2 separate regions of the Homo sapiens genome follow, and region 1 is linked to region 2. Evidence: read pairs that join two places in POLR2A ChIA-PET (ENCODE). Cell type or tissue: HepG2. All regions are shown on one strand. Each heading gives the region's core, and the rest is flanking DNA. Links, peaks and the distances in the headings are about the cores only. Region 1 overlaps RPL23 (ribosomal protein L23). Region 2 has its middle 17 kb from the start of EPOP.

Region 1 (5,369 bases), core at 228-5,227, 190 kb after region 2:
CACGCCTAGCTAATTTTTATATTTTTCTAGATACAGGGTTTTGCCAGGCTGGTCTTGAACTCCTGACCTCAGGTGATTTGCCTGCCTCGGTCTCTGAAAGTGCTGGGATTACAGGCGTGAGTAATTTTTGTCTTTTTAGTACAGATGGAGTTTCACCATGTTGGCCAGGCTGGTCTCAAAATTCTGACCTCTAGTGATCCTCTCGCCTTGGCCTCTTGCCAAAGTGCTGGGATTACAGGTGTGAGTCACCATGCCCAGCCCCACCCGAGTTATTTTCACCCGCTATTATTTATGCTTGTTTTTTTCCCCTCGAGACATGGTTTCACTCCAATTTCCCAGGCTGGCATGCAGCGTTGCGATCCGGAATCACTGCAACCTCTGCCTCCCGGACTCAAGCGATTCTTCTGCCTCAGCCTCCAATTAGCTGGGATTACAGGCACACGCCACCAGGCCCAGCTAATTTTCGTATTTTTTGTAGAGACAGGGTTTCGCTGTGTTGGCCAGACTGGTTTTGAACTCCTGAGCTCAAGTGATCAGCCCACCTTGGCCTCCCAAGCTGGGAGGATTAGAGCCATGAGCCACCAGGACTGGCCTTATCTTTCCTTTAAAATAACAAAACGGTGGGGGGACACATTACCATATTTTTCCTCCAGCTAATTTTCTTTTTCTTTTTCCTTTAGTTTCCACATACAGCATTGGATCTAGGTAATTATATAAATTACATATTTTATTATTTTATTTATTTCTGAGACAGTGTCGCTCTGTCGCGCAGGCTGCAGTGCAGTGGAGCGATCTAGGCTCACTGCAGCCACCGCGTCCTGGGTTGAAGCCATTCTCCTGCCTCAGCCCAGAGTAGCTGGGAGTACAGATACACACAACCACACCCAGCTAATTTTTTTTGTAGAGACGGAGGTGTTTTTTTTGTTTGTTTGTTTTTTGGGTTTTTTTTTTTTTTTTTTTTTTTGAGACAGAGTCTCGCTGTGTCGCCCAGGCTGGAGTGCAATTGCGCGATCTCGGCTCACTGCAACCTCCACCTCCCGGGTTCAAGTGATTCTTCTGTCTCAGTCTCCCGAGTAGCTGGAGTTACAGGCACCTGCCACCACTCCCAGCTGATTTTTTAATTTTTTTTGAGACAGAGTCTCGCTCTGTTGCCCAGGCTGGAGTGCAGTGGTGCGATCTCGGCTCACTGCAAGCTCCGCCTCCCGGGTTAACGCCATTCTCCTGCCTCAGCCTCCCCAGTAGCTGGGACTACAGGCGCCCGCCACCACGCCCAGCCAATATTTTGTATTTTGTTTAGTACAGACAGGGTTTCATTGTGTTAGCTAGGATGGTCTCGATCTCTTGACCTCGTGATCCGCCCGCCTTGGCGTCCCAAAGTGCTGGGATTACAGGCATGAGCCACCGCGCCTGGCCTAATTTTTATATTTTTAGTAGAGACGGGGTTTCACCATTCTGGCCGGGCTGGTCTTAAACTCCTGACCTCGTGATCCGCCCATCTCAGCCTCCCAAAGTGCTGGGATTACAGGCGTGAGCCACCATGCCCGGCCTTGTTTTTTTTTTGTTGTTGTTTTTTGTTTTTGTTTTTTCTTTGAGATGGAGTTTCACTCTTCTTGCCCAGGCTGGAGTGCAATGGCACGATCTTGGCTCACTGCAACCTCTGCCTCCTGGGTTCAAGCGATTCTCTTGCCTCAGCCTCCCAAGTAGCTGGGATTACAGGCATGTACCACCACAGCCAGCTGATTTTGTACTGTTAGTACAGACAGGGTTTCACCATGTTGATCAGGCTGGTCTTGAACTCCTGACCTCAGGTGATCTACCCGCCTCGACCTCCCAAAGTGCTGGGATTACAGGCGTGAGCCACCACGGCCGTTGTTTTGTTTTTTGAGACAGAGTCTGGCTATTGTCGCCCAGGCTGGAGTGCAATGGTGCGATTTTGGCTCACTGCAACCTCCACCTCCTGGGTTCAAGTGATTCTCCTGCCTCAGCCTCCTGAGTAGCTGGGATTACAGGCGCCCATCACCACACCCAGCTAATTTTTGTATTTTTAGTAGAGACGCGTGTTTCGCCACATTGGCCAGGTTGATCTGGAACTCCTGACCTCAGGTAATCCACCTGCCTTGGCCTCTCAAAGTGTTGGGATTACAGCCGTGAGCCTCCGCACCCAGCCGAGATGGAGGTTTTTTTAATTTTTTTTGAGACGGAGTCTCACTCTGTCGCCCAGGATGGAGTGCAGTGGCACGATCTTGGTTCACTGAAAGCTCCGCCTCCCGGTTTCACGCCATTCTCCTGCCTCAGTCTCCTGAATAGCTGGGACTACAGGTGCCCGTCACCATGCCTGGCTAATTTTTTTTGTATTTTTAGTAGAGACGGGGTTTCACCGTTAGCCAGGATGGTCTTGATCTCCTGACCTCATGATCTGCCTGCCTCGGCCTCCCAAAGTGCTGGGATTACAGGCGTGAGCCACTGTAACTGGCCTGTTTTGTTTTTTTCATAGAGACAGTCTTGCCCAGGCTGGAGTGCAGTAGTGTGATCATTGCTCACTGTAGCCTTGACCTCCTGGCCTCAAGTGATCCTCCCACTTCAGCCTCCAGAGTAGCTGAGACTAAAGGTACACACCACCACACCCGGCCAATTTTTGCGTGCCTGTAGCTAGACTTCAGAATTGCTCATCTCAGCCTCCAGAGTAGCCGGGATAATAGGCATGCTCCACTAGGTCTTGTAGTGAATTTACTATTTTTTTATATTTACTACTATTTTTATTATGAAAGTACATGTATTACTGTTCAAGTTGCAAGCTACTATAAATCAGATCTGATATCTTGAATCCATTCTATTAAAACTTTTACCTAGAAAGAACTTGCAGAATATAAACAGTGACAAAGGAAACAATATATATATATATATATCTGGCCGGGCGCAGTGGCTCACACGTGTAATCTCAGTACTTCGGGAGGCCGAGGGGGGCGGATCACCTGAGGTCGGGAGGTGGAGACCAGCCTGACCAACATGGAGAAACTCGGTCTCTACTAAAAATACACAATTAGCCAGGCGTGGTGGTGCATGCCTGTAATCCCAGCTACTCAGGAGGCTGAGGCAGAAGAATCACTTGAACCCGGGAGGCGGAGGTTGCAGTGAGCCGAGATCACACCATTGCACTCCAGCCTGGGCACAAGAGCGAAACTCGGTCTCAAAATAAAAAAATGCTAAAAAAAAAAAAAAAAAAAAAAAAAAAAAAGATACAAAAATCAGCCTAGCGTGGTGGCGGGCACCTGTAGTCACAGGTACTCGGGAGGCTGAGGCAGGAGAATCGCTAGAACCCAGGAGGCAGAGGTTGCAGTGAGCTGAGATTGCACCACTGCACTCAAGCCTGGGCAACAAGAGCCCAGGAGTCTCTTGGAGCCCAGGAGTGAGATGGAGTCTCCCTGGCTCACTGCAACTTCCGCCACTGCAACCCCTGCCTCTTGGGTTCAAGCAATTCTCCTGCCTCAGCCTGCGGAGTAATTGGGACTACAGGCACGCGTCACCACGCCCAGCTAATTTTGTATTTTTAGTAGAGACGAGATTTCACCATGTTGGCCAGGCTGGTCTTGAACTCCTCACCTCAGGTGATCAGCCCATCTCGGCCTCCCAAAGTGCTGGGATTACAGGTGTGAGCCACCATGCCCAGCTGACAAAGGAAAACATTTAGTGAAGTGTAAATATAAAGTTTTTTAATCCAAGTCAAAAAAAATCTCCAAAGAATAAAATGTGAGGTGGGATGCAGTGGCTCACACTTGTAATTGCAGCCCTTTGAAGGCCACAGCAGGAGGATTCCAAGTCCAGCAGTTCAAAGTTACAGTGAGCTTCAGTGGTGTTACTGCACTCCAGCCTGTGTGACAGAGCAAGACTGCCTCAGAAAAGATAACATTCAAAAACAGCAGCGATTAGTGGTTAATATATAAGGATCATATATTGCCATAATATATAAAGACATAAATGGTGGGCCTAGGGGCTTGTCACACTAAAGCTGACTTGAAATTGACCATACTCAGGGATGTTATGGTGTAACTCTCTAAAACTAGAGATTTAATACATTTTTTTTCTTTCCCCCCAGAGTTTCACTGGTTGCCCAGGCTGGAGCACAATCGTGCGACCTCAGCTCACTGCAACCTCCATCTCCGGGGTTCAAGCAATTCTCCTGCCTCAGCCTCCCAAGTAGCTGGGATTACAGCATGCACCACCATGCCTGGCTAATTTTGTATAGTAGAGATGGGGTTTCAACATGTTGGACAGGCTGGTCTCACTCTCCTGACCTCAGATGATCCACCCACCTCAGCCTCCCAAAGTGCTGGGATTATAGGTGTGAGCCACCGTACCCAGGCGAGATTTAATACTTCTAAAACCAAGCCTGGTTCAGTCTAGACAGGGTACTGGTTCTCAGTCTTGGGTATACCTTGACATCTCCTGGGAGCTTCACAATTCTGATGTCTGAGTCCTATTCTGCAGTCTGACTTAATTGGTCTAGGGTATGGACCGGAAACATTTTCAAAAGCTCCAGGTTAGAACAACTCCTCTCTAGGTCTGGTACATTCCATAACTAGTCATGGAAGACACTAAGGGTAGTCCTTTTTGATACCAAGTGGAGCTTGTATTATACCCAACTTACAGGTAGAAACATTTATGGCTGAGTATTTGCAGATACAGATACATAAACACAAACCTTAATCTAAAAACCCTGTTTAGTCCACTTCCCTCCAAATTATTGTTCTAAACAAACACCCATTTTTCCAAAACGCTGGGTGTCACCTAAATAAACTCTTACACGTTTAGAAAGAAATGCTAACAACCTCCTACCTTAAGGCCAAGTCCCTTATTATCAGCGCTTTATGCCTGTTCAGTTGGCAAAAATTTACCACATTCTTCCATTCTCAAACTAGAGCTTGGAACATAAATTACACGATCATCCTGTTTGTCAAAACATTTTCATAGCAAAATACCTGTAGGTACCATCAACTTAATCATCTTCCACTATGACAGTAAACCTACATGGCAATTACTGTTGTTTTATAAATATTCAATTTACTCCAAATCTGTTAACTGCTAAAATGTACATACATAAACAAACTCACATCATTCCTCAAAATCCATGTGTGTGTCCAGGATCTAACTATATAGTCTATCTTAACTTCAATGCCTTTTTTTGGGGCGGGGGCGGGAACGGAATCTTGCTCCGTTGCCCAGGCTGGATGGAGTACAATGGTGCAATCTCGACTCGCTGCAAACTCCACCTCCCAGGTTCAAGCGATTCTCTCAGTAGCTGAGATTACAGGCGGTGCGCCACCACGCCCAGCTAATTTTTGTATTTTTAGAAAAGAGGAGGTTTCACCACG
Region 2 (5,369 bases), core at 202-5,201:
TGGCTTCCACATCAGGCACAAACCCCAGGACGTGAAGATCCCTAACTGCCTCCCCTCCGGCCCCCAAATAGCAGAACAGAGAGTAATCGCACTGCAGTGGCAGTGGAAAGAGCTGAAGCTAGACGCCGGGAAGAACTTCCCAACTTGGCACCTGGGGGAGGAGCAGCTGGGAGCAAATGTGGAACTGTCTGAGGTAGGAGGAGGTCCCCTTTGCAGGCTGAGAGATAATCACATACATCCTCCCACTCACACCCCCTTCGTCTGCTCCTGCCCCAACCAGGGCTGACTCCAGAAATTCTGCACAGATAAACCTCCAGGCCCTGAAACTCAGCAAGGGGTGGGGAGAGTGGGACCTGGGGCCATGCCCCCTCTGTTGCTAAGAAGCCCTTTCTGGGTGAGCGTGGTGGCTCACACCTATAATCCCAGCACTTTGGGAGGCCCAGGCAGGTGGATCATTTGAGGTCAGGAGTTCAAAACCAGCCTGAACAACATGGTAAATCCCCATCTCTACAAAAAAAAAAAAACTATATATATATATATATACCCACACACACAAAAATTAGCCAGCGTGGTGGCACGCCTGTAATCCCAGCTACTCGGGAGGCTGAGGCACAAGAATTGCTTGAACCCGGGAGGCAGAGGTTGCATTGAGCCAAGACTGCGCCACTGTACTCCAGCCTTGGTGACAGAGCGAGACTCCATCTCAAAAAAAAAAAAAAAAAAAAGAATCCCTTTCTGTCTGACCCCCACCAGACGGCAGCAGAATTGTGTGGAGAGCTTGTTCCCGAGGGACCTGGGGGATGGAGCAGGCAATCCCTTCTCCCTCTGACCTCCAGGCCCCACTGAGCCCTCTGGACACAAGCACAATCAGGCACTTCATGCCTGGCAAGGGTCAGAATGAAAGGCCTGTGTCTGTCTGCTCCCCGCCTCCCTTTCTCCATCTTCAGATAATTCCATCTGCCCTTGGGCCAGAGCCTCATCTTTCTCCCTCCTTTCCCCCTCCTGCCCGCTGAGTTATTTACAAATATCTGGGAACAGAAGGGATTTCTTCAGTGCTCTGTAGTGCCTGCCACTGACTCAGGTCTCTAACATGCTGGGGGGCAGCGAGGGTAAAGATGCTTGTGGTCCTCTCCTGTCACCCACAGGAACCCAAAGAGCTCAATACACTGGGCGCAGTGGCTCATGCCTGTAATCCTAGTATTTTGGGAGGCTGAGGTGGGAGGATCACCTGAGGTCAGGAGTTCAAGACCAGCCTGGCCGACATAATGAAACCCCATCTCTACAAAAATTAGCCAGGCGTGGTGGTACGTGCCTGTAATCCCAGCTACTTGGGAGGCTGAGGCAGGAGAATCACTTGAACTCAGGAAGTGGAGGCTGCAGTGAGCTGAGATAACACCACTGCACTCCAGTCTGGGCAACAGAGAGAGACTCCATCTCAGAAAAAAAAAAAAAAGGCTCATGCCTGTAATCCCAGCACTTTGGGAGGCCGAGGTGGGCGGATCAAGAGGTCAGGAGATCGAGACCAGCCTGGCCAACATGGTGAAACCCCATCTCTACTAAAAATAAAAAAAAATTAGCTGGGCACGGTGGCAGGTGCCTGTAGTCCCAGCTACTTGGGAGGCTGAGGCAGGAGAATGGCGTGAACCCGGGAGGCGGAGCTTGCAGTGAGCTGAGATCGCTCCAGCCTGGGTGACAGAGCGAGACTCCGTCTCAAAAAAAAAAAAAAAAAAAAAAAAGACCTTGGCCTTGGCTAGACACGGTGTAATCCCAGCACTTTGGGAGGTGAGGCCGAGGCGGGCGGATCACCTGATGTCAGGAGTTTGAGACCACTCTGGCCAAGATGGTGAAACCCCATCTGTACTGAAAATACAAAAATTAGCTGGGCATGGTGGTGAGTGCCTGTAATCCCAGCTACTCAGGAGGCTGAGGCAGAGAATTGCTTGAACCCGGGAAGTGGAGGTTGCAGTGAGCTGAGATGGCGCCACTGCACTCCAGCCGGGGCGACAAAGCAAGACTCTGTCTCAAAAAAAAAAAAAAAGAAAAAGAAGAGCTCAATGGCTCCCCAAGGTCACACCGTGGCAGCCCATTTTCTGTTTCCCACTCTGTTCTCCTACATGGTTTGTCCCGGGTACAGGGTGAACCAGGAAGAGGATGAGTTACCGCCATTTCCCCATGGAGTCAAAGGGCTTCTTCCTCCTGGAAAATCCCCGGACACGGAAGTGACTAAGACCTAGTGGAGCTGCTGAACCTAAAAAGTAAGTTCAAATTCGGGGCCCCTCCTTCTGATAGCCATGTGGCCCAAAGAAGGGAAGCTGTCCGTGCAGCTGGGGGAGCTGATCTCCAACATGTTCTCCCCAAGCCCACCTCCTGCCACCCCACCCCAATGCTGAAGCCCAGACAAGCAGCCAGGAACTGGCGTCACCATCCCCAGTCCCGCAGACGCTCATCCCACCGCCACCACCCGTGAGCAACCATTCCGGGGCCTGACATTCTGTCGGCTTCACACCACCTCCCGGAGCCCCAGCCAGAAGCACTTCCTGGATAAAATATTAAACATGCAAATCTGAGACAGAGCCTTAACGAGCGACAGACTGCACGACCACAGCCTGGCAAACGAGACGCACGACGTCCGGGGGTGGGGGGGTGAGAGGTATATATAGATATAGACTTTGGATCTATCTGTGCAATGTGTGTGTAAGGCAGAGAACAGCAGGGATGGAAAAGTACCGCAGCAGCCTCCAGCTGGGGTGGCCTGAGGTGGCGGCAGGAGGCTGGCCGGGAGGGAGGGTCAAGAGGAGCCCCAGAGCCAGGCTCAGAGTGAGGGATGACAAAAGCCCTTTGTGCTTGGATTCTGTGCAGGGGGTGCCAGACACGCTGGGCAGGGGAATGGGCATTGGTTTTGGAGAAGGAAGTTGGTTAGAGGCAAGGCCTCCGAGTGGAAGAAAAGAAGGGGAGACAGAGGAGAGGCATAGACCTGTGTGGCAGGAGTAGGGGTGTCTAGAGGGAGAACACCTCCACTCACATGGGGCACGGGGCGGGGGGGGGGTGTCTCTTGTCACCACACTGGCCCAGGTGTCATGGAGCTCACGTGGAATTAGGTCAGCAAGGTTCCTGCCTTGATTCAGGTCAGCATGCATTTGATGATGGCGCTTCTTAAACTTGTACATGTGCCAGGATCGTCTAGGATCTTGTTGGTAAATGCAATTCCGATTAGGGAGGCCTGGAGTGGGGCCTAAGAGTCTGCATTACTAGCAAGACTCAGGTGATGCCAGTGCTGCTGGCCTCCCGGCCCCCATAAAGTGGCGAGGGACTACAAGGAGCTAGAGCAACACGGAGCTCCCTTTGGCTCAGGCGAACACAGGACCCACAAGAGTCCAGAGTGGGATCAGAGGCTGAGCCCAAAGGCGTCTGGCCTAAGGGGAGGTCCACGGTGCTGATCAAGATGGTGTCTGTCCACAGTGTCCAGCCTGTCATGGAATTAGAACTATAGGACACCTAACTTGGCCCAAACCAACACAGAACCCAGCCCAGGGTGTCAGGGAGCCTGTAGCAGCCCACACTGAGACAGGGCTCACAGGGCCTGGAGTGACATGGAGCCTGGTGGGGTGGGACTGAATGATAGGGCGCCCATGTTGCTTCAGGAAATCACAGAGCCCACAGGGATTAGACTGAAGTGGTGCCCGTTTTGGTCCAGAGTGACATGGAACCCACAGTGGCCACAGGGGTCTGGACTGACTTGGAACTCAGAAAGGACTAACAGAGGTGATGGCCACATTTGCTCAGGGTGACATAGAGCTCATCAGGACTTGGACCAACTGGACCAACCAGGCACCCAACACAGAGCCCCAGACATGACAGGGGGCTCTCCGTGCAAACTCCAGGTTGCAGAAGACAGGAAGGGAGGGTCCGGAGGAGGCTGGGAGAGGAGAGGAGCAGGTGCCGGGGAGCAAGGCTGCTCTGTGGCTGCTGTGAGCCTGCCTGCCGTGGGCTGAGTGCTACTTGGCTGGGCCCCAGAGAGGAGGTGCTGCTGCTGCAAGGCTCAGATGGAGGAGGAAGTGGGAAGCTGGAGGCAGGGTGGGCGCGAGGCTGGGGTGGGGAGAGCACTTCCTCCCCCAAAGAGGCTTGGCACGGGGGCTGGCCCACTGCCCATGTGGATCCTGGCATTTACACTCCCCGCTCCCATTATACACAGGCGATGCGGTGGGTTATGGGTCTGGGACTTACGGACCTCAGATCAAGGAGCATTCAGCGCTGGGGGAACAGACAAACCGATGTCTCCCTGAATGGAGCACTCAGGGTCCAGAGGAGGAAGGGTTCTCCCTCCTGGCACTGGAGGTCCTTTTGATGCAGCCAGGTCCCTAGGCAGAGTGCCCTGGCCCTATTGTGTCCTTGCCCAGAGGAATGCAGAAAACAATGCAGGCTGCCCCTTCCCACATCCCTGGCAAGATCTAGAAATAGGTGCCCACACCTTCGTCTTAACTAAACCCAGCCCTCCCTCCCGCTTCTGGTCAGATGCCTCTCAGTCCTTGTCCCTACCAAGGGGAGAAGCCCCTCAGAGGCTACCTGCAGCTTCTCTTTATGCCAAGGTTAATGTAGAGGAGGAAGGGATGGAGGGAGGGGCATTACTATGAATTTATTTTTTGAGACAAGGTCTTGCTGTCTCACCCAGACCAAAGTGCATCAGCACAATCATAGCTCACTGCAGCCTTGATCTCTTGGGCTCAAGCAATCCTCCCCGTTCAGCCTCCTGAGTAGCTGAGCTGGGACTACAAGCACAAGCCACCACACCTAGCCAATTTTTAAAAATTTTTTGGGCCAGGCGCGGTGGCTTACGCCTGTAATCCCAGCACTTTGGGAGGCCGAGGCGGGCAGATCACAAGGTCAGGAAATCGAGACCATCCTGGCTAACACGATGAAACCCTGTCTCTACTAAAAATACAAAAAATTAGCCGGGTGTGGTGGCGGGCGCCTGTAGTCCCAGCTGCTGGGGAGGCTGAGGCAGGAGAATGGCGTGAACCCGGGAGGCGGAGCTTGCAGTGAGCCGAGATCCCGCCACTGCACTCCAGCCTGGGTGACAGAGCGAGACTCCATCTCAAAAAAAAAAAAAAATTGTTTACAGAGTCTCCCTATGTTTCCCAGGCTGGTCTCGAACTCCTGGCCTCAAGCAATCCTCCCACCTCTGCCTCCCAAAGTGCTAGAATTACAGGAGTGAGCCACTGCACCTGGCCAATTTGAATGGGGAGCTGGATGACGCTCCCCATCCAGCCTGGTACTGCTGAAGAATCCAACCCTAACTCCACTCCTGCCCACACATCTCCAGGCTGACCTAGTTTCTGTTTCAAGGCAGGGGGGACACATGTTACACACTC

Evidence for each region. Peaks named below come from ENCODE experiments on the same cell type or tissue, not always from the same donor. Only the 100,000 strongest peaks of a DNase experiment are listed, where the experiment ranks them.
Region 1: POLR2A ChIA-PET joins it to region 2 with 5 read pairs; 2 of 35 experiments call an interaction of 5 or more read pairs at or near these places.

What each region holds. Positions count from the first base shown.
Region 1 is chr17:38,844,172-38,849,540 of GRCh38, forward strand. RPL23 (ribosomal protein L23) reads right to left here. Exons shown (of 5, transcript NM_000978.4): 5 at 3,689-5,369. It overlaps LOC124903994 (a long non-coding RNA gene), which reads left to right. Exons shown (of 3, transcript XR_007065743.1): 2 at 681-705; 3 at 4,094-4,119. Among named protein-coding and RNA genes, the nearest start is that of SNORA21B, 4.8 kb to the right of the region's middle. In HepG2, for the core only: no CTCF peak of the experiment used is centred there; a DNase peak (open chromatin) is centred at 2,580.
Region 2 is chr17:38,654,949-38,660,317 of GRCh38, forward strand. No RefSeq gene overlaps it. Among named protein-coding and RNA genes, the nearest start is that of EPOP, 17 kb to the right of the region's middle. RefSeq lists enhancers at 2,048-2,342, 3,758-4,257. In HepG2, for the core only: no CTCF peak of the experiment used is centred there; DNase peaks (open chromatin) are centred at 913, 2,243, 2,683 and 4,683; H3K4me3 peaks cover 756 bases.